4 separate regions of the Homo sapiens genome follow, and all the other regions are linked to region 1. Evidence: chromatin loops called from intact Hi-C (ENCODE). Cell type or tissue: Calu3. All regions are shown on one strand. Region 1 has its middle 100 kb from the start of LINC02261. Region 2 has its middle 40 kb from the start of LINC02261. Region 3 has its middle 170 kb from the start of LINC02261. Region 4 has its middle 120 kb from the start of LINC02261.

Region 1 (8,000 bases):
CCCCTAGCATCAGGTCTGCAATGTTAACTGGGCCTCACTGTTAGCAAGTGATTCAGTAGATGGAACCTTTGTGTGACATTTCCTTGATTGAATCACTCCACCAAGTATAGGTGCAGTTGTGAGTAAAATAATCAGTCTTGGGCTTTATTTCTCAAAAGTATTGTTTCCTAAAAGTTCTTGGTGGACATTGAGAATGCCTGTGATCATTGGGTTTGTTTGGATGTTGACTCTTTGGACAAATCTCAAAACTACAACCAAAATTCAAGTCAGGGCCAATGAAAAAAAATAAAATAAGCCCTCTTATCATTTTGTCCAGATTTCTTGTCCTCAGTCAGAAAACGTATCCCCTTAGGATAACTGTGTTACATATTCTAATCTCTACATACTGTAAAATGACAGAATGTCCATGTTGGCTCTTATTTGTTCATAATTCAATGAAGCATTAACTTATATATGCTAGGGACAATAACAGATGCTGAGGATACAAGTTTGAAATTAACACAGCCGTGTATTTAAATAGGAAAGGCAGATATTAACCTTTCTAAGGAACTCATGCTGCCCCTTCATCTCTTTCTATGGGTAGATCAAGATAAAAGGTAGATTGTGGAACATTAAGAAGACAGTTGAACAACCAGGGATCACTCCTACCTACTAGATACATAACTTTGCACAAGTTGTGTAAGTTCTCTAAACCCCACTTTCATCATGTGTAAAAAGGGAGTAATAATCAGATTGACATGATGGGGATATTGTTAAGATTAAAGGAGAGGTCTTAGTCCATTCAGGCTGCTATAACAAAATGCCATAAACTGGGTGGCTTATAAACAATAGAAATTTATTTCTCACAGTTCTGGAAACTGAGAAGTATAAGATCAAGACATAGATTTTTAATATCGGGTGAGGACGTGCCTTTTAGTTCAGAGACAGCCATGTTTGTGCCATAACTTCAATGATGGAAGAGGCAAGGGAGCTCTGTGGGGTCTTTTTAAAAAGGGCACTAATCCTATTACATAAGAGCTTCAGCCTCATGACCTGATCACCTCCCAAAGACCTCACTTCCAAATACCATCACACTGGGATTAGACTTCAACATTTGAATTTTGGGGAGGACAAAAAAATTCAGTATATAAAAGCAATCAAACACATTTAGAGAAATTTCTGGTTTGAAACTTGTCTTGCTGATTAATTTTCATCTTTAATAGGTATAACCAATGTTATATGTCATTTAGTTTTAAGTAAATGAGTTTACTCCCTTCAAAATTGCATATATCTAAGGAAAGAATCTACAATTGGCAGAAGTCATAATGATTTACTCTCAGGACAGTTTTTTTTTCTAGTTTCTAGTTTCTAGTTCTGATAGTGTAGGGTTTCTTTTTTATTATGTTTTTGTATTGCAAAACAGAATATGTGTTCAAAATGGTTATGAATATCATAAGGTATGCTCCTGTTTTTGATTCATAGGCTGAAATTAATGAAAATATATTTTTTGTTTTCATTTTTAAGTCTGTACAAGAGACTAATAATAACACAACAAACCTGATGATAATATGTACTTCTCAATCATAACCATTTTACCAGGCTCCAAAGGATTGCCCATTACTTTCAGCGCTAGTCGTGTTTTAACCACTATGCCTGGGGAGAAATATTTAAACAAAAAAGTTCTAGCCTCTCCTCTAACATGGATCTTTGGGTAAAGCGCCAATTGGGTTTATATCTCAGTATCTCCATCTGTATAAAAAATGCATTTGATGCGCTTAAAAGTAACTTTAACTAACGCAATTATATTATTTAGTTATATAGCAAAATAAACTTCCATAAAATATGTGACTGGCCCTTTAACATTCATTTGAAAACAAAAGCCAAATTAAGATAGCTATTCAAATAAATGCATTGAATTCTGCAAGGCCTCAGCTAAAATGTGTATCCTTCAAGGCAGTACCTGCATGGTATTTGTTTTGTTTATCTGATTCCCTTTTGACCTGTTGCTATAAACACCATGGACACTTGATATATTTTCATTGAATAATTGATTGACTGAACTGATGCAACAGGCTCCCATTTATGTCTCAGACTGAGCTAGATGTATTGAACCTACAAGAGTGAGTGAATCAGGACAGATCCCCAGACACAACCATAGCAAACAAATATCACCCCCAATAACCCAAGCTCTAGGTTTAATTTGGTCATATAATGAGATACGCAACTATCAACAATTCTTAATTGGTTTTCATTGTACATGAGAGGGTTTTTTCCTTTTTCTCAGTGTGCTAGACCTCAAGACGATCCTTTTCTGTGTAAATGCTATTTTTTCAAAACAAAGAATGTGATGGTTTATATATCTTTTAGGTCAAATATTGGAAAATGTGAAAACTTGGAGAGAGAGGCCTTGGGTTTCCTTGCCACTAAAGTGCTTAAGATGATTTTAGGCAGCTGGCTACCAAGACTGTGTGCTCTTTCTGCCCTTTGCTTTGTTTTCCTTCAAGGAACCAATCTATTCGCTGATCCTGCAAACATTCCTAAGGCATCTGGCCAGACACTGGGCTAGATGTGAAAGTGAATAATAAAAAAGCATTCCTGACCTCAAGTAACTCATAGGTAAAGAAAAATATTTAACTGCTTTAACTTTAAGTATTACATTAATCTTCGTGATTGCAATTGCCTATTAGGAGTGTCTACTTCCCAGGGAGGTTGTGAGATGAAGCTCAAATGAGATAATGCATGTAAAAGAACAAGTCCAAAGCCTGGGATTTTGTAAGTGCTCCACCAATACCAGCTGAAGACAATGGGAATCAGGCCCCCATTGTTACTGATACTTTCAGCGCTTAGAAGAGAAACTTTTCCCCATCAATGGGTAGAAATGTTCCTATGATGGGTGACTGAGAGTGTAACCTTGAGTCTAGAGAGGAAAGGCAATGGAAGTATGCTTTTCCACAGGGACGTTTGGGGAAGAGGAAGCAAAAGTCAAAATAATTTCCTTTCCTTGAAACCAGGCTCTTGATGAATTTCTGCTTCAAATATTAGTTCCTCTTTTAGGTATGCTCCTTTTCATTTTCTTAGCCCTCATCTGCCTTTCTAAGGTAGCTTGTTTGCTCCTTTGTTATGGAGTGTCACAGTGTTCTGTGGTGCCAGGAGGCAGTACAGAAAAGTGCTCCATGCTGAGAGTGAGAGGCTGGGAAGGAAAAGTTACTCTCCCCAGAAGACAAGACAGACCCTCACGAAGACCTGACAGACAGCCGACCACAGGGGCTCTAGCCACACGGTGTCGCTAGAAATGCACAAATCATCTTGGAGTCATCTACTTTCTCCCTAGACACATTCGTCTCCTCGATAGCCAAGAACTGAAGATTTTGCCTTCTGAGGACTTCTAAAAACTGCCTCTCTTCTCAACCCTAACCAGGGTTTGACCTCTGCAGTGTCTTCCTCACTCTTCCCCTGCCTTCAGTCTTCCATTAAGTCCCTCACCTGCATTAAAAAAAAAAAAACAAAAACAAAAACCATGCCTATGCTCCTTTAATTGGTTTCAGAGCTTCATAGTCTGTCTCTTGCCTCCCTCTCCAGCCTCACTTCTGCAGCGCTGTCTTCCACTTTGTCCCCCAGCAAGACTGCATTGCTTACAGTTCCCCAGAGCACCATGTGTTCTTTCTCTCTTTGCTTCTGCTCATGATGTCCCTTGGTCTAGAATGTTCTCCCCAAACCCCTGCTCATCCTTTGAGGGTAGAAAAGGACCTTGCCTCCACCTAGGCCTCCACTAGATAAGATGCAAGTTCCAACAATGACACCATTTAAACCCACTCAGATTTGTCTGGAAGTCTTTAGGGTTTATCATGGAAAAACCCACATCTCAGGAACTTCCTCCCTACCCTAGTCCCTAATCTTCTCTAAGCTTTCTTCACTCCTCCCTGATTAGGTCAGGTACCCTCCTCCGTGCTCCTTTAGTACAGATCCTCTGTCACTACTACATTGCAGCATGATTAGATACTGATATATTTTAACCCACCCTTTGACTCTGAGCTCCTTAAGGGCAGGAACTGTATTTATTTAATTTTCTTCCTTTTTTGTTTCCTCATGTAACATAATACCTGGAACACAACTAGCAATTAATAAGAAGGGAAGGGAGAGAGGGAGAAAGAGAAGAAGGATAAAACAAAGGAAGGAACAAAGGACTGAAGGTTTGTTATAGTAAAGCACATTGTTTAGCTCCAAAAACGAAGACCATGGGATTCTCAGTCACCATATGTATTTTTAAGAACCAGAAATACCATTTGACCCAGCAATCCCATTACTAGGTATATACCCAAAGGATTATAAATCATTCTACTATAAAGACACATGCACATGTATGTTTACTGCAGCACTATTTACAATAGCAAAGACTTGAAACCAACCCAAATGTCCATCAATGATAGACTAGATAAAGAAAATGTGGCACATGTACACCATGGAATACTATGCAGCCATAAAAAATGATGAGTTAATGTCCTTTGCAGGGACATGGATGAAGCTAGAAACTATCATCCTGGGCAAACTAACACAGGAAGAGAAAACCAAACACTGCATGTTCTCACTCATAAATGGGAGCTGAACAATGAGAACATATGGACACTATGGGGGGAGTATCACACACTGGGGCCTGTCGGGGGGTGGGGGGAAAGGGGAAGGGGAGCATTAGGACAAATATCTAACGTGTCCAAAGCTTAAAACATAGATGATGGGTTGAAAGATGCAGCAAACCATTATGGCACATGTATACCTCTGTAACAAAGCTGCACGTTCAGCACATGTATCCCAGAACTTAAAGTTAAAAAAAAAAGATGTAATATCTATTGATTTATTTTTTTTCTTGTAAGTAAACCTCTTTCTATAGCAATACATGGAAGTAGATATCACTGTACTATCCAGTACAATTAGATATACTGGATATTGGTTGGGGACTAAATTAGTACAAATGTTAAAAAGCTACTGTAGCAAATAAGCACCAACCTTTTAATGTCTTAATAGTTTATTTCTAGCTTATACAGAGTTGAATTTAGAATGCAAGTGTACCTCATTGATAAGCATCTCTGCTCCACATGGTCATTCGGGGTCCCAGGCCCCTTCCAACCTGTTTCTCTCTCACTCATTGAGGTCAAAGTCTTCTAAATCTAGGCAGCAAACAGGAAAAGAGCTTGAAGACAGATTGTGGGCAACTGTACAGACCAGTCCTGAATGGGTTGCTGGACATCACTTCCCTCTCATCCCATTAGCTAGAACTCAGTCACACGACCATGCCTAACTGCATGGGGAAGCTGAGATGCTCAGATGAGCTAATGAATGCAAGGTGATGAGCTCAAAGCCTAGAATCTTGTAATATGCATTAGTTACTAATATTATTATCACTGGTATTACCTACCCACCTTTATGCCAAGGGCATTCTAAGCTAGGGGTTACCTTTTTTTTTTTTTTTCTGATTCCTTGGGTCTCTGAAAAGCCACCAAAAACTTCCCACCGTCTGCTGCCCCCTTCATCAATCCCACCCTCAGGTGCTTTTCCTGCCTTAGAGATCCTAAGCCACTAGGAGAAGAAAAACAGAATTCAATGTTTTGACCACTATTTTGAGAGCCCCCAGCTAAACTGGGATTCCGGTATCAGCATGCCTAGCAATGATGCCCTGATGGAAAATGAATGGGAGCTGGATATGGTGTTTACAGCGTGCCGTTCATGTAATGCTTCTTTCACCTGGTGGAAGGGCTAATGCTTAGTTGTCCAACCCATGACCAGAGGTTCCTCACACAAGGAGCTTGTTTATATTGGCAGATGCCCTTGTGGCTCTTGTCTGACTCATGTACAGTTTATACCTGCCTGGCTATTGCTGTGGTGTTGGGAGCCAGGCCTGTGTCCCCCACCCTGGTGTCCCAGGGAAACTTTGCCCGGGATAGTCCCTGGTTCCTCAAATGGAAGGTGCAAATTAAATAGAGAGAGAGAGCGCACACATGTAGAAACTAGCAATATAGATAAGGGACTAGGGTGTGCATCACTTTAAGTTCTCAGGCAAGTGCCCGATTCATCCATTTAAAGGAAGCTGTGGGCAAGCCGGGAGCCCAATTGCCTAAGCAGGAGAGATGCCTCTAAATGCTCATCTCTGCCACCGGCTTGAGCCCCTCAAGTGTGGTGTAGAACTGGAAAGTGTCAAGAGAGACTGAGCCCTGCTTCTGGTATGAGAAAGTTAAACTCATACTCAAAATGGATGTCAAGGCAACATAAAAGTGTAAGAATTCACTATAACTACATATATACTAGATGTCAAATGTTACAAAATGCAAAATGTAGCCCTATCCATCATCAGACAATGATAAACTATAATGGAATACAATTGCACTTTGTACTCAACCATGCATTTTATGAGGCTACTATAAAATTTTACCATCAAACTCAAAAAGCAATAGTAAACCCCTATGATTCCTATGTTCTACTTTCCTGGGTGCCTTCAACAGGAAAAAAAAAACTATTGATTTTGAGTTGTCTGAAGTACACTCTATAAAAAATTACCCACAGTCTGTGGCTTTATTTTTACCAGGCTCATATAATAGGAGAAAATAGGAGGTTCCTACAGAATTACACATCCAAGGCAGTGATATAGACTGTGGTTAATGACAGCCAACATTTCAACTGTGCTCAAACCTGATCTTAGAAGCCCAAATCCTAGCAGGACAGGCCTGTCTTTATGAAAAACCCACATTCTTTCTAAGACCAACCGAATCAAAATAGAGATAGTAGAGACATATTATTTCAACTACACAGACAACTTCTATCTTCATGCGCTTTTAAATAATTCCTTACTATATTTGATCCTCACAACCCTCTTGTGATAGATATTAGCCCGATTTTACAGAAAAATAAACACTTTAAGAGTTCAAATAGGTTGTCTAAAGTGATAAGGGTATGTTATAACAGTGACTAGAACCCAGTTGTTCTGTTGTGATTCCTGGGACTTGCTCGGTCCTGATTGCCTGCTTCTCATTGTACATTATCAAGAACCAGAATGAAACCCAGTTGAATGTCATATTTTGAAGAAGCCAAGATAGGAGAGGAGAGAGAAAAATACAAAGGCTATAAAAAAAATCACAACCACAACTTAGTCCAGAGTCAGTGATCCCCAAATAAAGCTGAGAAAGATGAAATCCTTAAAAAGCAAGGAGAATGTAATCTGGAATGGGTCCAAAGATGATGCCTTCATCCATTCGAGCTGTTGTAACAGAACCCTATTAACTGGGTGGCTTATAAACAGCAAAAATTTATTTCTTACAGTTCTGGAGGCTGGATAGGCCAAGATCAAGACACCAGAAGATCTGGTACCTGCTGAGGGTCTGCTTCCTAGTTTATAGATAGCCTTGTTCTTGCTGTAACCTCAAAATAGTAATAGAAGGGGCTAAGGAGCTCCCTAGGGTCTCTATTATAAGTGCACAAATCCCATTCATGAGGGCTCCATCCTTATGACCTTGTCATCTCCTAAAGGCCCCTCCTCTCATAAAATCATTATTTTGGGCACTAGATTTCAACATATAAATTTGGGGGTGGGTAACATAAATGTTCAATGTATAGCAGATAAGATGCATGTTCCAACAATGGCACCATTCAAACCAAGGCCACATGACACCAGGGCTAGATCACAGCTTCGTCCTGTGGCCAAAAGAAATGCAAGCCGTCATAGGGTCTTATTCTAGATTCCTAAAGAAGAAAGATGCCCTTAGTCTCCTAAAGCTCCTGACCTTTAACCTTTATACAATAAAATGGCTACAGCAAACTGCAGGTAAATGTGCCCAAATGTTTAATTCCCCTCCCACCAGCAAGCCTCTTGTGTTGATAAAGACCTGCAGACAAGGTGACAAAGCATGAAAGGAACTGTTTCCAACAGTTGGGTTTATTCCATTTCTTTGCTTATTTTCCCTGAAATCCCTGCAGAAAAGAAAGACAATCAGCTTGTGAACAGCTATGGACAATTCACAAGGAGATGCCTAGCTCTT
Region 2 (8,000 bases), 140 kb after region 1:
CTCGGGAGGCTGAGGCAGGAGAATCGCTTGAACCCAGGAGGTGGAGATTGCAGTGAGCCAAGATTGTGCCACTGCCCTCCAGCTTGGGGGATAGAGTGAAACTTTGTCTCAAAAAAATAAAAATAAAAATATCTGCCCTTTCTCTAAGGCACCATTCCCCTTCTCCATGCCACCCCTAACCTCAGCATGGAACCTATTCTCTCCTCCCTTAAAACTTAATTTCCAGAAAAATTCTAACACCCACTCATTTTTATCTCTCTTTCTCCAGTGCCTAAAGGCAGGCTCAGCTCATAAAGTTTGTAGGTTATTTATTCAAATAAAGTGATCACATATTTGCTGATGAATGAATGTATAAATGAATGGATGAACTTTACCATGTCTATTTGAATAAAAAAGTAAATAAATCTATGTTCTCAAAATCACTAGCTAGAATAAAGGTCCTTCCTCTTGACAAAAGATTTATACATTTGGATAGAAGAACCCTGAGAAAGTGAGGCAAGAAAATCTAAGGCCAAACAAAATTCAGTTTCTTCAATCATTTTTTGGTTTAGCGTGGTTTGTTTTACTTTACTTTGGTCATTTTAAATCTCTACTACTAAAAGATGGAAGATGTGCATTTGAAGAGGTGTTTACTCTATAACACTTTGTAATGGATGATAGCATCAAACACTCACTGGACAGGGAAGAATTCAGCACAGCCTTTTATTCTTGGTTTTTATAGTTGTACTTACAGAGAAGAGCTTATACTAGTTACTTTATAAACTAAGGCTTGAATAGATTATAATTTTTGACCCTCATTGTAATTAAGACAATTTATGTTTCCAACAGTTAGCTAATGTATGTGCTGCTTTCTAAATAAACAGTAAATTTTATCTCATACAATGCAGTCCTCACCAGAAAGAAGAAAGCTGAGCCACAAGACAGGTTGGCTCCCACCGATCACGGGATGCCTGCTCCCTGAATGCAGGCAAAATTCCTTAGAGGAACTGCCACGCAATTTCAGAACCCTCTTGGTAATCAATGTTTCAGCGAACTGAAGTTAATGGATAATTGCTACTAATGTGTTAGACGGAAGGCTCACATGCTTTGGAGTCAGACATATTTTTGAATTTCAGTTCTATTTCTAACAATAAGAAGGAATAATAATTTTCCTAGGCAAGTTATTTAACCTCCCTAAGCTTTGATGTCCACAGTTCCTCAAAGCTTGTGTGAGGAGATAAGAGTAAAGTGTCTGGTGAAGAGTAAACACTCAATATATGTTAGCAACTAGGAAAATGACATTGGATGTGGTAGTCATTAAATTCATGTGAAGTTTTATGTAATTTCTCAAAAGTCACTCTGGTAGAAAAGAAGAATTGGAATTCGAACCTACTACATCTGTGTGACCCCAAAGTCCAGGGTCATTTCAGTAGCATAGCTTAGTTTATTGACCATCACGTCTTTTAACACAGCCCAAAATACCATCATTGTAGTGAACCATTCAGCTGGGTTTCACCAGACAAAATGATAGAAGTACAATAAATTCCATATAATAGCCAATCAATCATGGTAGCTTTCTGGGGCCATATTATCAACATCTTTAATGTTGCACTCATATGTTTAGACTTCCCCTCAGCATTATCTAGCAGCAGAAAATCATTCCCTTATGATAACATTCAGCTCTACTGACGTTATCAGTTAACCAGCGACATTCAATTAGTGAAATGCCAGGTTCTCCTATTGAAAACACTTCAGGAAAGATTTCTAGATCTCGAAAACTGACCACAAACCTGAGTGGTGTTTAGAAATAGGAAACTTGTGTTGAACTGCATGGAGCTTTGGGCTTTCAAAATGCCAGTCACTTTGTACTTCTGTCTTTTTCATCTCAAATGAAAGGGTTTCATCAAACCATTGTTCATGTCTTGCCATGCTGATAATGTGAACAGGTTCACAGAGAAGTACTTGAGGCAAGACTTGTTCTCAGGAACATGACTTGCCATTGCCCACAAGAACAAATATAACACAATAAATTAGACAAATGGAAACTAAATTAAATGATGGCAAGGGAAAATATAGACATGTCAGGCAGGTAAGATCAGGGGATAAAATTAAGCGAAGATATAAAAGTGATATGATTTAGAGGAAATAATGCTGAGCTGAAAATAGAGCTGTGAGGTTCTGATGGCCAAGGATTTACCTATTTGTATAAATTAATTTGATTACAACATTCATGTTGTCTATGAGAAGAGGAAAAAATGCATACTAATTTCTTAGAAGAAATGATGTTTCTTCCTGGAACTTTATACCAGAGCTGTTCAATAGAAATACAATTTGAGTCACCTATGAAATTTTAAATTTTCTAACAGCCACATTTAAAAATGTTAAAAAAAGATGACATTGGTTTTAACATTTTATTTAACCCAATATATCCAAAATATTATCATTTCAACATAGTCAATATATAAGACTACTAAGATTTTTTATTCTTTTTTTACATACTGTCTTCAAAATATGATGTATATTTTATACTCATAGTGCATCTCAATGGAGATGTACTAAATTTTTATCAGAAACACTTGATCTATATTTGGATTTCACAAATGGACTGTTGAAAAAGTAGATTCACATACCCACACTGTTCTAACATCCTTAAATGTTCTCTCATGGCTGTGTTCACTTTTACATTTGATTTAATTAAAAATTAAATGAAATCCAATTCCTCATTTGCACTAGCCATATTTCATTTGCTCAGAAGTCACATACAGACAGCATAGGTCTAAATGAAAAGTTGTGTCCAGGCCTTTACATAGAGGTTACTGAGTAAAACAGAATACAGTATCTTCAGCAGTACCCCTGCAAAACCTCCGTTTCTTCAGAGAATTTCTCGATGTAAGCTGAGGGCATAATGCCAAGGCCCAGCTCAGAGCTAAGCAGAAGGGCAAGGCCATTATGTCTACTCATCCTGCTCTCTGATGTTTTGGAATGGAAGGATCTCTCCAAATGCTCTTCAATCCACTCTCTGTCTGTATATTTCCCTTGGCTGAGTTTTTTATTTGCACACTAAAGAAGATAATATTCACAGGCAAAAGTCTAAAGTTCAAGTAAAATTTTTATTGATTAAGAACAATGCACATGTTTTGGAAATCACTTTTTGTGGGAAACTGATAAGTACCTCCAAAAGCTAGGTATTTAGGGAAAAAAAACTGTATATATGTATATATAAAGTTCTCTTCAGAATTAAAGAATTAATTTTAAAAAGTTCAGGAATCATGTAAAAATAATACATAATTCTAATACTATTTAAATACTATTTAAACTGAAAATGAAAGAATAGAGAAGGCATTCTAATTTATTTTTATCAAGCCACCATAAACTTCATATAAGAGCCTAAAAAATATTTCACAGATAAAAGATAATACAAATGAAATTAAATTTAAAATGTCAAATTTCATTTATAAATAGATGCAGTGGTTCATCAATGAAATTTGAAAAGACTTTGCACTATTTTACTCTTCTCCATTTCCTGATCTCCGTAATTCTGTTATGAAAATAAATGAACTTAAGCATATTTATGTCAAAGAATACATGAGAGAGAGGAATAATCACAATACAAAAAAAAAGGAGGGCTTCATCAGAACTCCTGAAGTGAAAATCTAAAGAAAAAAATGTCCCATTTTTCTCATTTGCTGTTAATTAAAAATGCCAATTCTGTCTACAAATCAGATTGGTGAGGAACTTTCCATTGAAATGAACATATCCATCTCTAGAGGAGATTCCCAGCGGGAAGCGGTCCTCCAGCTCCGCACTGTCTCCAGTGGAGCTCCTGAGGCAGCCAGGGACGATTATCTACACCGTAGGGCGTGCAGAATAAATAAAGGTTAAATGATTATCAAAATGTGACCAACATCTGAGCAAACAGCATGTACCTTGGCAGGAGGGATATCCATTCCAGGGCAAATCACAGCCAACTATGGAAATAAACTTATCAGATGCAGGCTGCTGCGGCATTCCTAGCTGCAGACCTTCTCCCAGGCTGCTGGTTCATAAGAAGGATTCCAAAGTGGCTCAACAGCCCCTGGCCCAGCCGCCCCCAGCTTCCTGAGCTTCCTAAGGCTGGTTGTAGCTACACTGTCTTCACCTCCCATTATCACTTTCATGGCTGTGAATGTCAGAGATCATAGTCTTTGAACTTACCCACAAGAGAGAGCAAGATAAGAAAACAACAATATTTGTGTAAATGTGAGGCCTCAGGAGGGAAGAATTTTAGACCTCTTGGTCCTTACAGTTAAGCAGGATGAGAAGTATTTTGGGCAGACTATACTACAAGCAATGAGATCTCTTTTAAGGGGAGTTGGTGAAGTAGACTTACTGTGGGCCAAACACTATTTGAACAGCGTGAATGATTTCATTTCATAAAACAGAATAAAGTAGATTCTATTGTTATCTTGATTTTTTCAGATAAAGAAACTAAGATACAGAGAAAGTAAGTAACTTGCCCAAGGTCTCACAGCTAGGAAACGGGGGAACTGAGATGTTAGCCTTAGGTAGTGATGCTAGAGACTCTACTCTTAACAGCAGTGCTACAGTGCCACCCTATGGGCCTGCTGGAAAAATCCACTTGCCAATGAATCCAGTTGTTATGGACTGAATGATCGTGCACCCCTAATATTCATAGATTGAAACCTAATTCCCAGTGGGAGGGCATTTGGAGGTTTGGGCCTTTGGGAGGTGATTAGGTCAGGAAGGTAGAGCATGAATGGGATTAGTGTTCTTATAAAAGAAGCCCCAGAGAGCTGCCTTGCCCTTTTTGCTACATGAGGTTACAACCACCTGTGAACCAGTAAGCCACCCCTTACCAGACCCTGAATCTGCCAGTACCTTGGTCTTGGACTTCCAGAACTATGGAAAATAAATACACATTGTTTAAGCCACCCAGTCTATGGTGCAGCAGCCAGAACAGACTAAGAAACCAGTCAAATAAAAATCTAATCAAGATTTAAACCTAAGGAATAGAGGAGCACATTAGAAAGAACTGACGGAGCCTGAATGCAGTGGCTCACACCTGTAATCCCAGCACTTTGGGAGGCCAAGGTGAGCAGATTGCTTGAGCCCAGGAGTTTGAGACCAGCTTGGTCAACATGGCGAAACCTTGCCTCTACAAAAAATACAAAAAAATTAGCTGGGCATGGTGTTGCATGCCTGTAGTCCCAGCCATTTGGGAAGCTGAGGCAGGAGGATCACCCGAGCCTGGGAGGTCAAGAATAGAGTAAGCCGTGATTGTACCACTGCACTCCAGGCTGGGTGATAGAGTGAGACCCTGTTTTGAAAGAAAGAAAGAAAAAGGAAGAAAGGAAGAAAAAGGAGGGAAGGAAGGAAGGAAGAAAAGAAGGAAGGAAGGAGGGAAGGAAGGAAGGAAGGAAGGAAGGAAGGAAGGAAGGAAGGAAGGAAAGAAGGAAGGGAGGGAGGGAGGGAGAACTGATGGTAGGCAGTGACTCTATTTAAATATAAATACTTGACAGTTGTGTGAATTATATACCAAACAGAAAGTAAACCTCGAGCATTATGCAAGGTGTAATCAACAAAAATTGGGAGGTAGAGGGTGAGCAGATAGGTCAAAATATTAACTTTTTATGGCAGCAACTCAAATCCCAAATGTAGTTTTTTAAAAAAAATGATACTGATGTCAACTTCTTAATGTTTTCTTCTTAATAATCTCTTTAGCGGTATCTTTGAAAAAATATCTCTTGCTGTAAAAAAAGAAAATCCATTTAAAATTTTACCTTTCCTTCATTTTCATTTCTTCAGTTTGAATGAAAATAAAGTTAAATTTTTTTTAAAATTTTGAATTTTAAATAGTTGTATTTTTAACAACTATTTTATATTTACATTTTACTTTACATATTCAATAGAACCAACAGCTTTGTATCTTTTTCTTGTAGAAGTGGATATAGAATCATATCTGGAATGATGAGTTGTCAATATGAATGTTGTTCATTTCCGTAAGCTTGTATTTGGGAAGTTTTTATTATTATTCTTTCCATTGCTGTTATTAGAATTTCATTTATTCAATTGTCACATATTTACTGAGCAGTTACAATATAACAAGAATTGTTCTCAGCTCTAAGGATATACAGCAATGAGCAAAACAAACTCAGGCCTTGGCTTTGGAGCTTCTGCTCCAGGGAGACCAACTGTGTTAGTCCGTTCTCATGCTGCTATAAAGAACTGTCCAATGCAGTGGCTCACGCTTGTAATCCCAGCACTTTGGGAAGCCAAGGTGGACAGATCACAAGGTCAGGAGATCGAGACCATCCTGGCTAACACGGTGAAACCCCGTCTCTACTAAAAATACAAAAAATTAGCCGGGCTTGGTGGCGGGTGCCTGTAGTCCCAGCTACTTGGGAGGCTGAGGTGGGAGAACTGCTTGAACCCAGGAGGCAGAGGTTGCAATGGGCTGAGACCATGCCATTGCACTCCAGCCTGGGTGACAGAGTGAGACTCTGTCTAAAAAACTAATAATAAAATAAAAAATAAAAAAAAAAGAACTTCCCAAGACTGGGTAATTTATAAAGAAAAGAGGTTTAATTAACTCACAGTTCTGCATGGCTGGGGAGGCCTTGGGAAACTTACAATCATGGCAGAAGGTAAAGCAAACATGTCCTTCTTCACATGGCAGCAGGAAGGAGGAGTGCAGAGCAAAGCAGGGAGAAAAGCCCCTTATAAAACCATCAGATCTCAGTGAGAACTCATTCACTATCACGAGAACAACGTGGTGGTAACCACTCCCATGATTCAATTACCTCCCACCAGGTCCCTCTCCTGACAAATGGAGATTATGGGAACTACAATTCAAGATGAGATTTAGGTGGGGTCAGAGCCAAACCATATCACCGGCAATAAACAAATAAACACACACCATCATGTAAGCTATTGAAGAACAAGAAGAGGTAGACAGTGATAACGGGCAGAGTAATTTTTACTAAAGTGATGAAGTAACCTCTCCAAGATGGTAACATTTCAGTGGAAAACTGAAAAAAGTTCAAGAGGGAGCCATGCAAGATCCTGAGGGAAAACATCAATGAAGAAAGAAAAACCAGTGCAAATATCCCAAGGCAGGAAAGATGTAACAGGGTAATAAAGGACCTCAGTGAAATTCAGCACTGAAGCTTTCAAACTTGAGCCTTGAGCCAAGTACTTAGTAAGCCTGTATGGCATGCTCAAATTCAGGCTATCTACTGCCTGGGTAATGTTCAAATTTGAGCTAGCTTTTACTCATTTTCATTTTTCTATTGCCTCTTCGACAGCTCCCAGCCTCACACAGCAACCTCCTTAGACTTACATCAAAGTTCTTATTGTGTATGAAATATTGAAATTAGCAGATAACCTGTCTATTTTCCCAAAGCAACGAAGGCCAAGTGGAGCATGTTAAATGCTTACATAAGTAAGCTAATGGCAACGTTGAAAGTTTTATTGGCATTAAACCCTTTCAAAAGTATCTGACAACCTGGATAAAAGCATGTATACTGTGTGAATCTCCTTTATTAATGAGGCAATTAATCGCGAGAATTACCAAACTTCACTGAGAACCCAGCAGGCTGCTGTGAAAATGGAGTTCTGGGCTTCTGCAGAAATCCTCAATCAAGAAAAGTAGCACCTCGGAGCTGAGAAGGCCTGGTGTGATTGACAGCCGTGTTTATTGATTTTGGATTTTGAGAACAACTCCCAGGGGGCTGGTATCAGCGAGTCAGAGGCAGAATTTGATGAGGTAGATGGGACCCTGAGGGAAAAGCTCATAAGGCAGAATAGTGGAGTGCCCCTTCCCTGACCCTCGCAGGCACGATAAGAGATGGTCTCTTTCTCATTTTAACAGGGATTCATTCCCACCAGGCTGCATCTGAAGAAGATGACAGCCCCAAAGAGCAAGACTCTTTGGGGGAAAAAAATTAAGCTTCTTAAGTGCAAACTTTCAAACTGCCACAAACAGGCCTGTGCTTCAGGAAAGAAAGAAGGAGCAAAACATC
Region 3 (8,000 bases), 270 kb after region 1:
GAGGTCAGGAGTTCGAGACCAGGCTAGCTAAATGGTGAAACCTCATCTCTACTAAAAACACAAAAAGTAGCCGTCCATGGTGGTGCACATTTGTAATCCCAGCTACTTGGGAGGCTGAGACAGGAGAATCACGTGAACCTGGGAGGCAGAGGTTGCAGTGAGCCGAGATCGCACCACTGCACTCCAGCCTGGGTGACAGAGCGACTCTGTCTCAAAATAAAAGAACAAGACAGTTAACAACAGTGAAAGTCACTGTGGCCTGAGATGATCTGGGAAAGCTTTCTGAAAAAGGCAGGAACGTAGCTGAGCCTAGAAGCAAAGGGTGTACCTAGACAGCTGTTTCAAATTCCACGTCTTACGTATACTATTCCCTCTAACTGAATGGCCTCTTTTATCTTCTCAGAAAATACCTATGTAAGTCTAAACACAGGACGTCTCTCCACTGACCTACCTCTCAGCCCAGTTCTTCCCGTCCTGCTCCCTCCAGCCATTCAACTTTTGCAAATTCTGCCGATTACACAGCGAGCACTTTGACAAGAGAGCTTGATTTCACATGGGGCCTCCAGACCTGAGGTGAGAGGAGATTGTCCCCAGGTGGAAATAAAGATCTGGTGCTTCCCATAACAAGTTCTCATTAGCCAAAGGCTATAGTGTTGAAAATACATGCTATGTATAAAAGGTGACTTGTCTTCAAATTTTTCTTGTAACTAGAAAGATTGTCAGAATTTTAAATGCTCCACCACCCTAGCCAACATGGTGAAACACCATCTCTACTAAAAATACAAAAATCAGCCAGGCGTGGTGGCACGTGCCTATAGTCCCAGCTACTTGGGAGGCTGAGGCATAAGAATCACTTGAACCCAAGAGGCGGAGGTTGCACTGAGCTGAGATCCCGCCACTGCACACCAGCCTGGGCAATAAAGTGAGACTGTGTCTCAAAAAAAAAAAAAAAAAAAGAGAAGAATGTGGATATTTATTTGCTTGAATTCAGAATCCATTTACCTGGAGCTGAGGCCTATGAAAACCTGGACAAAAAGATCACCAGGCCCCATGCCTATCAGGGAAATCTTTGGAATGATTGCTAATGGGGTGGAGCTGGGCACTGGAGGCACTGAGTGGGAGGAGAAATTCTGTCATGGAGACAGAGGTGTGTCCAGGTAGGCTTGGTGAGAGACACACAGATTCGACATGGGTCCTGAAGGATGCAGAAGGGGGAGGGTGGTGGGGAGGAGGTGAGAAGGGCGTCTGGAAGGGCCAGGAACAGTGTGGATGGGTCAGCATGATCCCTGGTCAGGGGTGAGGGAGGAGACTCTGTGACAAGATTGGGCTGCTTCTCCATGTTGGGCTGCTCTTGCTAACAGGGGAGATGACTGAGAGCAAAGGTTACTTAATGAGATTTTTCTAGACATCTAATATGAGTGTCGCCCAACTGGAACCACAGGCCAGAGTCCATATAGGCTGTGGGAAGTGGGGTATGGCCATAGTGGAACAATGGGAAAACCATCTAAGATTCAGGGCATTTAACTTAGGGGTAGAGAGGAGTGTCGCACTGAAACCCTATTGACTCTAGTGGGGAAGGTACCAGATTCAAGAGGCTGGAGAGGAGACCCAGCGCCAGCAAACAAAACATGAGATTTTGGGGGGGTTTTTTGAGACAGAATCTCCCTCTGTTGCCCAGGCTGGAGCAAGTGGTGCCCTCTCGGCTCACTGAAGCCTCCACCTCCTAGGTTCAAGCAATTCTCCTGCTGCAGCCTCCTGAGTAGCTGGGATTACAAGCGTGCACCACCATGCCCAGCTAATTTTTGTATTTTTGTAGAGATGGAGTTTTACCATGTTAGCAAGGCTGGTCTCGAACTCCTGACCTCAAGTGATCTGCCTGCCTCTGCCTCCCAAAGTGCTGGGATTACATGCGTGAGCCACCGCACCCAGCCCATGAGATTTTACTGGAGGCTTACATACAGGGGAGAGGGCCCAGTGGCCGTGGGCTGGGCAAGATATCGGCCTTCCCTACAGTAAAGTGGTGGCGGCTAGGCAGGAAAACCACAGCTCCTTGCAAAAAGCCCGCAGTTCACGTAGCATTTCTACTTAACACCTTCTCCCTAACAACCTCCACCTGGCAATCCTCACTCAACCCAAAACTCAGGGCCTGAATCCCCGTGTTCCATGGCGTGGGCCAGGGGCTCAGATGTTCCTGATAGACATGGAACAAATCTCCGAGTTCGCCACTCCTGGATTCCCTAGCCCAGAACTCACATTCAGGTGCATCTGCCATACAGAGTCCTTCTCAGGGTACACTTAAATTATTGCTATCATGTGCACTTACCTACAAGGAGTCAGGGTTCAGTAGAAGTAAGGCTGTCTTTCTCATAATAGAAGGGCCAGGTCATGGCAGACTTTGCACCTGGGTTAAGTCGAGGCAGAGAGGTTTCCTCTCATGTGCCATTTCTGAGGAAATCATAGCACCTGCCTGGAGGGCTGTGCTGAGAAGGACATCAGCTCCTCAGAATTTCCCACAGACCTCTGCGTGAACAGCCCTGTTCCCCTCCCTGACTGCATTTCCCACCGCTGCGCTGAGCTGGGCTCACCATGGGGAAAAATGGCCCAACGGTTAGCCCTACCCCTCAGTGGGGCCATCTTTACGTTGACACAATGCCAACCACAACATTCCCATCCCTGAGCAAGTTTATGCAGCAACTGTAACACTTGAACCCTGGCTGGGAGAGGTCCTTGTGGAGCTTTTCCAACTCTAACGTTTTAGGATGGAACCAAGGTGATAAAAACACAAAACTTAACTCCTACTTAGATGGGGCCAAGATGAAATTGACCAGGCTTTCATAACAGAGAACTGCAGAGTCCCTGTTCACCTTCGGCTGTCAAGTGGATTAACCAGTACTCAAAAGGTGTTTCAAAACCCAAAGCACCACAGCAAAGAATTCAACCAGTGAAATATTAATGGGTTGTGCTGGAAGATAAAATTAAATACTTAGTATTTGTCGAGTACCAAAGAAAATTACACCAAATAACTCAAAACGAAATATTTAATTAGCTGCTCTGAAACGGATTTGTTCTGAAACCATTAATCTCATTAACACACACAACTTCCCTTTCACAGTACCTGCTTTGTTTTTGTATGAGGCCGACACGCAGCTCACATTTGTCTACTTGTGTATGTGGATATCTCTAAGAGCCTCCTCGTAATACAAACTGTGTTTCTGCTTCCTTGCTTCCCATATTTGTGGGTAACATTCATTATCCACAAAACAAAATAAAGAAATTGCTCCAAATGAGAAACAGTCGATGTTTCCAACTGCACAGAGAAGGGGCTATTTTTCCAACGTGCACTGCAGATGTGGCAGCTGAATGCATGTGCACACGAAAACGCTAAATGAACAGCCCGCATAATCGTGACAATTATACGTTGCAATATGTTCTGTTTCTACTCATTAACTCGGGAAGTTCCAAGGAGGGGTAAAAAGTCGGTCGTTCTGTTCTCTTAAAACTGCAGCTTTGTGGACTCTACCTGCTTACTGATAAATTTGACATTATTGAAAAAATACTGTAATAAATTTAGAAACAAAGATTATTCCCACTGAAAAATTATATAATTAACATTTTGAAAGCAGCTGGGATCGGGAGTATTGGAAATAATACCAATACAATACTGCCATCTAGAGGAAACTGGGAGAAACCACAGCCCTTTTTTATTTTTCTGATTGCCGTCTTCCCAGTTGTAAAATCAGCAGCGTAATAAAAGGGTTTGCTGGCTGGTATATGTGATAACGATGGGGAAGGGAGACTCACAGTTCCAAATAATGCAATCTTTAGATGAGAGATCTCAAAATTTTTCTTCACATCCCTGAACTCTGAGGCGTCGGAGACGTTGAGGAGGGGCATGTTAACCAGAAAAAGAGGGGCAAACTCAGATCTCCACGAGGCCCGCCAAGAGCCTGAATGCATGTGCAGCCCAGTCTTAGTATTGCCCTTCCTTTTTTTGCGTGTTTTTGGTTGTTTGTTTGTTTAAGGAAAGCTGAAAATGTGTACATGTGTGTGAAATCTCCAGATATTTTAATTTGGCAACTTCTAAAAAATTTAGCTGTGCGGTCTGAATAAAACATGTCTGAGGACCAGCTTTGGCTCAAAGACAGCCAGTTTGTGACAGCCAGTTTGTGATCTTTGGGATAGAAGAAAAAATATTGCCAGTGAATACTGACCAAATGAGAAAGGAAGAGAGAACCCAGGGGGCTGTTACCAGCTTAGAAATGTGTCAAGTGCTTATGTGCCACACTGAAATGCCAGTCTAGACAAGATTCGAACACAGCATTGGATTTAGCTGTCCTGCCCTCTGTAATTTATACAGCTGTGCAGTGTAAGGCTTAATGAAACCGTGCACCGTCTTTTATTATTATTATTATTATTATTATTATTATTATTATTATTACTTATTTAGTTATTTATTTTGAGATGGAGTTTCACTCTTGTCACCCAGGCTGGAGTCCAAGGGTGCGATCTTGGCTCACTGCAACCTCTGCCTCCCAGGTTCAAGTGATTCTCCTGACTCAATCTCCCGAGCAGTTGGGATTACAGGCGCGTGCCAGCACACCTGGCTAATTTTTGTATTTTTAGTAGAGACGGGGTTTCATCACATTGGCCAGGCTGGTCTCGAACTCCTGACCTCAGGTGATGCGCCCACCTCGGCCTCCCAAAGTGCTGGGATTACAGGCGTGAGCCACCATGCCCGGCCTGTGCACCATCTATCTGCAAATGCAGTAAGTGGTTTCCCCACTCACACGCTGATTCATCAGTAGGTTAGGCCAGTCCTTTCTCTACCCTGGTTACACCTGAGAAATCTCCCCCAGGAGTTCATCACCAGTTAATGGAAGACACAATGGGAGAGAAAGAAAGGAGAAGAAAGCACTAAAATAAAGTCAAAGACAGAAATTGCCAAAGAAGACAGGGGCTGTTGTTCTGATGTTTTCAAATAATCACATCATTGAACCAGGAAAAAAAATCATAACTAATAGTGGCCACAATGTCAAATAACCAAAAGAGACTTAGAGAAAAAAATGTGTACAAAGTGATGCCAGGCTCTGTATGTGCCTCTATTGAGTAAATAAATTTTTGCAGGTAGGGAACACAGTGCCAAGCAAGTTGAGAGGTTGCCATTGATTTGCACTCTCAGCTAATTTGCACTGAGGTGCTCCAGCTCGTTTTCCCTCTTGGTTAAATAATTGAGGGGTTATAACTGTCACAGAACAAAGAAAACCATGACATGAGTATCACAACTTTTGTATCTGATTCCACATACTTCTGATAAACAGATTAAGGAAGGACATTTCAAATACGTGTATGGGAGAGATCGGGAGGGAAAGGTTCACGGGCATGAGCAGTCAGAGAGGTGAGGCAGGTGCAGCTTCCCAACTCGCCCTTCTCTTCCTTGTTCCATTGTTTCAATGTATGAAAAAGGAGTGTTGAAATGTACTCTTGCAATTGTGGATTTGTCTGGTTCTTGCCTTAATTGCATGAGCTTTTGTTTCATGCATTTTGAAGCTCTGTTATCATGTACTTCTTATATAAACATATTTAGGATGTGTGTGCTTTGTTGGTAAATTAACCCTTTCCTCAATATGAAATGTCCCTCTTTATATGTAGTAACAATCTTTGTCTTGAAGGCTACTTTGTGTGAAATTGATATAAGCATACCAGCTTTCTTATGCCTACTATTTTGTAATACATAATTTCCCCCTCCTTTTTGACATGTGTATTTATACTTACATTTCATCATTTATGGGCAACACACTGTGGGTCTTACATTTTTATTCGGTCAGAAGTTCTCTGCCTCTTGAATAAAGAGTTTAGGCAGTTCACTTTAAGTAATTATTAATATGACTGGGTTTAATTGTATTATCTTGCTATTTGTTTTGTGTTTTTCCAGTTGTTTTTTTTTTTCTTTTTTCTGAGATGGAGTCTTGTTCGGTCACCCAGGCTGGAGTGCAGTGGCGTAATCTCAGCTCACTGCAACCTCCGCCCCCCAGGTTTAAGCAATTCTCCTGCCTTAGCTTCCGAAGTCGCTGGGATTACAGGCACGTGCCACCACACCTGGCTAGTTTTTGTATTTTTAGTAGAGGCAGGGTTTCACCATGTTGGCCAGGCTGGTCTCGAACTCCCAGCCTCCCAAAGTGCTGGGATTACAGACATGAGCCACCGCGCACAGCCTTTCCATTCTTTTTTGTTTGTTCTTGTTCCTCCATCTCTCCTTGCTTGTTTTCTTTTGAATTAACCAGATTTTTAATATTCTGTGTCTTCCATTGAGGTTTTAGCTATGTCTTATTTTTTATAGCAGCTACTCTAGTGAGTAGAACATTCACCCTTACCTTATTACACACTACAGAGTAATATTCCACTTCATGTGAAGTGCAAGGTGCTTTCAAGAGTATAGTTTCATTTTTGTCCCCTGAGCTATTGTCATATTTTGTTCAACATATATTGTAAATTTCGAAATGCAATATTACCTTTGCTTCAAAGTGTTACATGTTTCTTAAAGAAGTTGAGAAGTAAGGTTGGACACAGTGGCTCATTCCTTTAATCCCAGCACTTTGGGAGGCCAAGGCAGGAGGATCACTTGAGGCCAGAAGTTCAAGACCAGCCTGGCCAACATAACAAGACCCTGGATAAAATAACTTTTCATCTTCCAATTGATCTCAATTTTTAAAAAGATAAAGAAAAAAAGAAATTGAGAACAAAACAGTATTTTTTATATTTATCCATGTATTTAAAATTTCTGGTCTTTGCTTTACTTCCGTAGGTCTGAGTTTTCATCTAATGTCATTTATTTGGAGGCTAAAGAACTTCCGTTAGCATTTCTCATAGTGTAGATCTGCTGGCAACATATCTTTTCAGCTTTTTAAAAATGGATCTGAAAATCTATTTTATTCTAATTTTTGAAGGATATTCATGCTGGATAAAGTTAGCATGAAAACACCTGTCTTTGCTGACAGTTTTCCTTCTTCTTTCAATGAGTTTAAGAAGTTCTTATATGTCTTCTGGCCCTCATTACTTCCCAGTAGAAGGCATTTGTCATATGCATCTTTGTTCTCCTGTGTTGGGTCTTTTTTTCTTTGGCTTCTTTTAAGATTTTCTAAGTGGAGTTCTCTTTGTACTTATCTTGTTTGGGATTTACTGAGCGTCTTGGATGAATATTAATTTTTTACTACCCAATTTTGGGAATTTTCAGGTATTATTTTCTCAAATATTTTTTCTGCCCATTCCCTCCCTTCTCCTTTTCTTGAATCCCAATTATGTGGATGTTAGACAACTTAATAATCTCACATGATCACTAAGTCTCTGTTCATTGTTTTCATCTTTCCACTTTTTTCTCTTTCTTCTTCAGATGGGATAATTTTTATTGATTTCTCTTCAAGTTCACTGTACCTTTTCTTGTGAAGTCTCCAATCTGCTGTCAAACCCCTCCAGTAAAGTCTTCATTTCTAACAGCATACCTTTCGGTTATAGAATTTTCATTTGTTTCTTTTTATAAGGCTCATTGCTCTATTGAGGTTTTCCATTTGAGGTTTTCCACCTGTTCACTTATTGTGGCCATGTTTTCCTTTTTACCTCTGAACATATTTGTAATGGCAATCTTAAAATTTTAGTCTTTACAACATCTGAACTCTATAGTTCAGTTTAGTCTTTACAACATATAAAACTCTATTCCCATTAACTGGGTTTTGTTCCCTTGATCATGAGTAACATAATTCTAACTTCTTATATGTCTAGAAATTTTTTATTGTATGCTGGGCATTAGGTGTGATACATTATGAAGAGTCTAGATTATGTTGTCTTCTTTAAAGAATGTTAGTTTTGTTCTGCAAAGCAGTCAGTTGGTGCCAAGTTCCCCTACTCTGGCTTGGTTTTATTCCTTTTTCAGGGTGGTTCTGTTTTACATTTATTCCTAGTCCAGGACATTATTGCAGGAGTTGGCAAATATTGTGTGCATAGGACCA
Region 4 (8,000 bases), 220 kb after region 1:
CAGCCTCCTGAAAAGGTCACGCGTGTGATGAGGTATTAAAGGCAGTCCGGGAGACAGTTGAGGGCCAGCAGTATGCAGGCATGCATTACTTATGAGACTCCACTGAAATGTAAATTGGGGTGAGTTTATTGGTTCCCTTGGTCTTAAATGGAATCATAAAGTATTCACTGGGTCCAGCGAAGGCCTTTGAGATCTGGAGCTCTGCAAGAAATATGCGGCATACTAAGGTTACATTAATAAAAAATAAATAAATCCGTGTCCAAGAAACTCTTGCTTGTGCACTATAAAACTGCCCATTCTGTAGATATTAATGTTTAATGTGTTTGTAAAAAGCAGTCGGCTTTGCCGAGCACAGCAACAAAAACATCCCTCACCCCTCAGTACTTAACATCTCAGCACGTCTCCTAAGTGCTCTGGTGGAGAACACGCCAGCCTGGGTGGGAAAAGAGAGTTCTGGACAGTGCCTACTGGAGCCACATTAAAACACTGTTTCCCTAAGAGAAAACGTGCTCGTTTCCTCACCCATCAGCCGCTGCTACTGATGTAAGGGCGAGTCAGACTTGCATGCCCCCCCTCCACATACGACTGGCCTGCCGTGCTCAGGAGAAATGGTAAGAGAAATTGCCGTTCTCAACTGAATACGTAATGACTAGAAATCTGTTTAGAGAAAGGCACTCAAAAGATAACTGCTTCAAAACAAACAAGGTTTGTTTTATGGAAAAGATCTGATAAACACCTGACTCAGAGGAGCACAAATATTTCGCTTCAGACCACAGACGCAACCCCACCTGTTTCCTAGACGTTTCTAGAAAGTTCACACCAATCGATGGGCATCATCGCTTTCCTAGGCACGTCTGATCGGCTGCACTTGGTAGCTGTGATGTTCTGCTTTTGGTCCTGACTCAGTGCAGAGAAATTTCTGCTTCCCCTAAGCTGATCTGCAGTTGGGAAACAGGCTGCCACACCTAGACCTGCTGACCAAGCCTTACCGTGTTACCTTACACCTTGAGGAGCCACTGGGAACTAAATGGTAAAATAAGAACGGACTGTTACACAGAACAGAGCTAAACACTCAGGAATGGGAATAGATCGTTAAACCCAGCATCAGGTGCCCCACCCCACTCACCAGCAAACTGTAGCAAGGATCTGCAAAAAAGGAGTGGGAACAATAGCTAGAGACAGTCTCTCTCTCTCTCTGTCTCTCTCTGTCTCTCTCTCTCTCTCTGTATCTCTGTCTGTCTCTCTCTGTCTCTCTGTCTCTCTCTCTCTGTCTCTCTGTCTCTCTCTCTTTCTCTCTGTGTCTTTCTCCACATTCTGGAATTCAGCAGATCCATTTTCATTTCTGTCTAGACTTCAGCACCCACTGACTGTCTACCTGATGTCATGGACCAAGCTCTCCCTGACAGAACAAGCCTTCTAGCTTTAGAAGTGCTGGGAGAAACTTGGGGCCCTGCTTCTTATATGATAAGTGGAAGTCAGGCTTAACATGCTCCAAAGGAAAAGCTTTGCTTCTCACATCCAGTATTGTGGAGTCAATCGTATTCCCCAAAATATGTGCTGAAGTCTGAATCCCTGGTACTTGTGAATGTGACCTTATTTGGAAACAGGGTCTTTAGAGATGTAATCAAATTAAGATAAACCCCTCCTGGCTTAGAATGGGCCTTAAATCCAATGACTGGTATCCTTGCAAGGAGAGGGAATGGGAGACACACAGACATACAGGGGGAAAGACCGTGTGAAGACGGCAGCAGAGACTGGAGGGACGCTGCCACAACCAACAAATGCCAAGGACTGCCTGCAACCACAAGAAGCTAGAAGAGCCAAGGAAGGATTCTCCCCTAGAGACTTCAGAGAAATGATGGCTCTGCCAACATCTAGATTTCAGACTTTAGTCCTGTAAAACTGTAAGACAATACATGTCTGTCGCTATAAGCCACCCAGCTTGCAGCAGTGTGTTATGGAAGTCCTACAACACGAATGCACCCAGGGATACATGTGGGGAAGCTCAGGAATAAAAAAAGAGAAATGCCTGAGCTCAGTGGCACCAATGAGATCACGGTGAACACGAAGATATTCAGAACTGGCCCCAAAGAGGCCTCCCATTAGGGCCACACTGAGGTTACCAATAAAGCCCAACCAGGCAGGATGTGCTCAGGACGTATCTGTCCTCCTGAAGTTTCCAGGCAGTGTCAGCCACGAGAAAGGTGTCTCCAAGAGCCTTACCAAGGCAACAGAAGAACTGAGATGAGAGAAGTTGAACGCCCAGAGAGGTTGGGAACAGGGAGGAGGCTCAAACAGCTGTGTGCCCAGACAGCCACGTCGCATCATAGTCTGCTCCAAGGAGGGGGGCTGACTATCCCCAAATAGTTCCCCTCCAGCCTGCCACTAAATTGTTGTTTATTTCTAAAATGCCTTAGCTAAGAAGCACATAAACCACTCTCCACTGGTGCCATGACTCTTCCCCACTGGGACCCAGGAGCTGGAGCAGGACCTAGTAGAGACTAGACACTCCATAGCAATGAGCTGAATGACTGCACTGTGAAGGAATGCATGATTTGGTAAAAGCAGAGAGAAGAGAGGAGCCCCCTTTAGATCCCAGAAAGTTAAGCGGAGGAGAGTCGAGGGCTGCAGGAAGCACAGCAGAGAGGGGCTTCTGGAAATGGTGAGCAGAATGGGTGCCTTGGAGGGCGGCTCTGAAATGCCAGGGTCACTTAGTGACCCGGAATTTGCTAACCCTCCAGCCTTCTCTCACTCCCTTCTCTTACGTTTTATGCCCAATTCCTAATTGTTTCCAGTTGTCTGCACTTGCCTTGCTATTTTGGGCATCAGGCCTTTGCGCATGCTGTTCCCTGAGCCTGGAAGGTTGTCCTGTTGCATTCTCCAATACCATTGCTTGTCATCCCCTCCTCTAGGAAGCCCTCCTGGATAACCCCATCCAGTGCCTACTTGCACATCCCATGGTATTGCAACAACCTGGGGCCTTCCAGGGCTCCCTCTTTAGCTCACCTCTATAACTTCAGAAACTGAGACAAACTCCAGGTGAATGTCTCACTTAACTGGGGTGGGATGGGATGGGATGGACAGGATGGGACAGGATGGGATGGGAGTAGGGGGATGTGGAGAGGCAAGAATGACAAGGATGAGGATGGGGCTGGCCCAAAGAGGGGAAATACCAAATGAGGAATGGGCCAATAACCAAGACAGATTTGGGGTCTGAAGGGATTCTGCCTGGAATAAACCTGGTTTTGAGTCGTCCGTGAATGCCCTTTAAAACAGAGTGTGGACATATTTATTTAGGGAAGAAACTAAAGTAACGTGATTTGCCCCGTTTTTTGCTCCAAGTCCTCCTGGTTTGGCTTCTGGGATCTGCTTTCCCTAGACAGCCTCACGCTGGCATCCAGCAGCAAACAATCTTGTGGACAATTAATGTCAGCTGTTCTAGAAAGTCAAACCATGACTTCTTGGAATCAAGTCTGCCATCAGCTCATTGAAATGGACCTGCCTCCTTCCCCTTTTCTCTCTTGAATGATGAGGAAGTGAATGAATGAGTGAATGAATGAATGAATGAATGTGGTTTATCATGGCAGGATAAATAATACTTGGCCCTAACAACAAGCATAGCAGTGTGGAAACAGCACAGGTTTTGGAGTCAGATGGGCCCAGTTTAATGTCACTTCCTAGCTCCATGACCTTCTGCAAATGGCTGTCCCTCTGAGGGGCCCCAGTCTCTCAGCAACAATATGGTTGTTACTGAGAATTAAAGATCAATATATAAAGTTTCCAGCACCTAACAGGTGCTTCGTATCAAGAGTTTCCTTCCTCATTCCTCCATCCTCTCCTTCCTCTCTCCTTTGTTCCTTCCTTACAATCATTAACATTTGATAAACACCTACCAGATGGCAAGCCTTGCATGCAAGGGGCTTTCCTGTACATCTTCTCATTTAATCATTGCTCACATCCTTATAGGGTGAAGGCTAAGGTTAAATACTCTCCTGCATTCGTTTTCTAGGGCTGTTGTAACAAAGTACCACACACCAGGTGCTGAAAATCACAGAAATTTATTATTTGACAGTCTGGAAGCTGCAAGTCCAAGATCAAGATGTTGGCAGGGTTGCCTCCTTCTGAGTGCTGTGAGGGAGAATCTGTTCCACGCTCTCCCGTCGCCTCTGGTGGCTGCTGGCATTCCTTCGCTTGTCGATACATCACCCCAGTCCCTGCCTTCACCTTCACATGATGTTCCCATTGTCTGTGTCTATCTCTGCATATAAATTTCCCTTTTATAAAGAACACCGTCATATTGGCTTAGGGCCCATCCTCATGATGTCGTCTTAACTTGATCATCTGCACCACCCCTATCACCAAATAAGGCTACATTCACCGGTCCTGAGACTTCAACATCTTTTGGGGGACACGATTAGACCCATAACACCTCCCAAAGGGGAGAACCAAGACTCATGCCCGTATCCTTCTGTCTCTCTGCCTTTCTCCCAGAATTGCCTTGAGTTTAGCTTTTCATGCAACAGTTCAGGAAAAATGCAGTGTGAGCGCTCTCACCACAGGGAGACTGCTTGGGGGACAGCAGGTCAGACTGGAAAGAGATCTTAAGTGTCTTCCAGTACGATACTATCATTTTACAAATAAGGATATTGAGGTCCGAAGAGGGACAGCAACTTGTCCAAGGTCACACTGCTGGATAGAAATGAGCCAGGGCTAGAACTCAGGTCCCAGATTCCCCCTGCAGACCTTCTCTCTGCTGCAGAAAATTCCTCCACTAATCCCGCACCAAAAAGCTGCTAGCTCTTACATTCACACTCCCCATTAATGTTGAGAAAGAAAACATTTCTCAAACATAAATTTCTGAATAAAAGTCTTAAACGCTCAGTTGCATCAAATGACTGCAGTAAGCAAAGTGTCTGTTTTAACCAGAGGAAGAGACTATTATTATTATTATCATTATTATTACAATTCTAATACTCAGGTCAAAATTGTCAGCAAGACCAAGAATGCCACTTCTGTCCAGTTTGAAGAAAACAGGTGTAGAAAATGACTCGCAGAAATCGAGTCACAGTTTCAGCTAAATACATTTTTAATTCCTTATGTATTTTTTATATTTTGTTTTGTACAGGACTGTTTACCCAGTTAATGGTGAAGTGGAATGTATTGTCACCAAGTTGCTGGGGGTTTTTTCTTACTCAGTCTTGAAGTGCCCCCTAGTGAAATGTTTTTACATTTAAAAAGTTGAGAATTAAGCCAAAAATAAGATTTTCAAAAAGCAGAAGAACATTTTAGAAAAAAATGGGGACAAATTGGAGGTGGAGGGATGGCTTTGTTTTAAGGCGATTCGAACGTGATTATTTTACAATCCATTCCTGAGCCCTTTTCTATATGCACCCTCACGCCGGTTGCCTTGTAGACTCATCCCTGAGAAAGGAGGGTTTTACCTACAGAGCGCACAGCAGAGAAATCTTGCAAGCTGACTTGCAGCCAGTCAGAGGGGAGTAGCCAGCCCACCACAGACACACTGTGGCCACAAAAAGGCCAGGGATTCCGCCATTTTTCCAAAGAGGTATTGTGAAACCTATGCCAACACTAGGTTTGTGCTTAGGCAGTTTTAGGGAGCATCTTGTGATGTGAGGAAATCTGAGAGTCATTCCTTGGTCACTGCAAACCATGCAATGCTGATTGTATGGAAAACAGCATTTGAAAGGGGAGCTTGCGGAAGGAAAGGGAGAAGGGAGGAGGGTATATTGGAATTCTCTCTAATTTCTGCTCATTTTTGCTATAAACCTAAAATTGCTCTTAAAAAAGTGTGTTAATTTTTAAACAACATTTGACAGAGCAAACAAAACCCAAAGAAAGTGGTCTTAAAAGGCAACTAAACATCAGCTCCACCTAATTGACAGTTTGCAACCTTGACTATAAAAAATGTGCATTTCTAGTACGCACCTTCAGAGGTTCACATTTAATTGGTTTAGGGTGGAGCAGGCATTAGTCTTTCAAAAGCTCCCTCAAGCAACCTGATATGCAGCCTTGGTTGAGAAACGTGGACCAAAATGAGGCCCCCTGCCCAGACACCAAGCTCTCACCAAGTTTCTTCTGGAATGTGCTTTGGGTTCCCTTGGGGTCCTCCTCCTGCAGGCAGGAGGACAGAAGCCACTGGCCATTCAGAAGGGAAGGACATGCGGTATGCCCTATCCCCTGAGCCCCTGTGGCAAGTCACTAAAGTGGCTTCCCAGGTAAGCAGCTCACAAGAGGATTCAGCTGTCCACGTCAACTCAAATAATCTGGGTAATTTGATAAATGGGGACGGGCCACAAAGTAGTGCTGCAGTATGGGTTCCTCCCCAACCAGAATGCAATGCTCAGGAGGGCAGTGTGCCTCCCAGGGAATGCACCTCATACTGATGAGGCTGCTGGGAACAGCCCAGGGGCCACAGGCGCACCACACAGGCTGAGGTCCTAGCCATGCATCTGTCCTCAGCATTTCCTGGCCTCCGTCTGTTCCATCACCACAGGTCTCAGGCCTGGACACTCCCCTTGTTCTTTGCAGGATGGAGAAGGAGAGGCTGGTGGGAAACCCTCCTGATGACTTCATATAAAAACAAGAGCTTCTCAACAGTTATCTCTTTTTCTCCCTTTTAAGAGAAATTGCCATAGGATTCAGCTGTAGGTTGGATATGGCAACAAGCCAAGGGAATGTCCAAGGTCAAACCAGAAAAATGGTGGCAACTACCAGTTTCAGTGGTTCCCAAATGCTAATGCTCTTAAGAATCACCTGCAGCTCTTCAGAAAGATTCCCAGATTCCTAGCCCCATGTAGAGACGCTAATTCAGTAGGCCTGGGCTGGTTTCCAAGATTCCATTCAATCGTTCAGCAAATATTTAATAAGTTCCTACTACATGCCAAGCTCTGTTTCTGGGCCTAGGGACATGGTATTGAACAAATAGCCCTTTGCTGTTGTGGAGCTTACATTCTAGTGAATGCAATCTGCATTTTTAACAAGCTGTGTATGTGTTTTAGGTGCAGGAAGTTCCAGATCATGCTCTAAGAAGTGCTAATCATTCAACGTACTCACATTACAGACATGGAAGTTAAGGACCAGACAGGGAGGTAACTCACCATGAATTCCTCTGTCCTGTCTGTGGGCCGGTTCTGCCAACACCAGCCCCTCTTCTTGGCCACACTGTCTAGAGCCATCTAAACATTCTGCAGATGAGACTTTTGTTTTGGTCGCTCCTTTCCATATCAGAATCGAATAAAGGAAACACCTGCATTAGCTGCTAATCTTATATGTCTGAAAATCAAACGACCAATGGTATGGTTGTCTGATCAGCAGTCACACAGCAAATCAATGTCAGAGGTGCCAAGAATGTGAAGGGTTGTACTTCCCACCCTCTCTCAGGAGCACGGTCCCTGCCCAGGGCAACTGCAGCCTTCCTCTGGCCTTAGGATCGCCACACTCATTGCACTGTGCCGTGGGGCAGCAGTTCCTGTTACTGAAAGGCTTCTGCAAAATGCTGATTCCCAGGCCTGCCCCAGCCATCTCTGGGGATGAGACTTAAGAATCTATATTTTATAAATGCTCCCTGGGTAGTTCAGATGTTATTTCCAGGTGTGGAAACAATCAATATAGGAGGAAAAGCACAAGATTGTATTATGTCAGAAAGATCCGGGGTCAAGCCCCAGCTCTGCCACCTATTAGCTGCGTGGCCAGGGATAAGTTGTTTGACTTCTCTGAGATTCAATTCCTTTATCTGTTAAACTGGAGTAAATATACCTTCCCTCACAGAGTTGAGGGTGAGGATGAAATTTAAGAGTGTTTGCAGGTGTCTGGCTGGGGGGTCCCCCATGTGCAGTGGGGCGCAGTCAACAGATACATTTACTGATAAATTGCAGCCCTGACCAGGTCTGGGAGTAGCTCAGAGTAAGGTTCTAGACCCACTCAACTTTGGGCAAGTTATTTCACTTATCTGAAACTCAGCTTTCTCACATTAAAATGAA

The links. Peaks named below come from ENCODE experiments on the same cell type or tissue, not always from the same donor. Only the 100,000 strongest peaks of a DNase experiment are listed, where the experiment ranks them.
Region 2: a loop joins it to region 1, with 12 times the contacts of the local background. A loop is called at or near these places in 19 of 110 quality-filtered maps.
Region 3: it touches region 1 in a loop (23-fold over the local background); 36 of 110 quality-filtered maps call a loop at or near these places.
Region 4: it touches region 1 in a loop (10-fold over the local background); 7 of 110 quality-filtered maps call a loop at or near these places.

The regions. Positions count from the first base shown.
Region 1 is chr4:27,314,210-27,322,209 of GRCh38, reverse strand. No RefSeq gene overlaps it. Among named protein-coding and RNA genes, the nearest start is that of LINC02261, 100 kb to the right of the region's middle. In Calu3, no CTCF peak of the experiment used is centred here; a DNase peak (open chromatin) is centred at 3,249.
Region 2 is chr4:27,173,158-27,181,157 of GRCh38, reverse strand. No RefSeq gene overlaps it. Among named protein-coding and RNA genes, the nearest start is that of LINC02261, 40 kb to the left of the region's middle. In Calu3, no CTCF peak of the experiment used is centred here; a DNase peak (open chromatin) is centred at 4,567.
Region 3 is chr4:27,044,193-27,052,192 of GRCh38, reverse strand. No RefSeq gene overlaps it. Among named protein-coding and RNA genes, the nearest start is that of LINC02261, 170 kb to the left of the region's middle. In Calu3, a CTCF peak has its summit at 3,734; no DNase peak of the experiment used is centred here.
Region 4 is chr4:27,093,837-27,101,836 of GRCh38, reverse strand. No RefSeq gene overlaps it. Among named protein-coding and RNA genes, the nearest start is that of LINC02261, 120 kb to the left of the region's middle. RefSeq lists an enhancer at 1-295. In Calu3, no CTCF peak of the experiment used is centred here; DNase peaks (open chromatin) are centred at 566 and 926.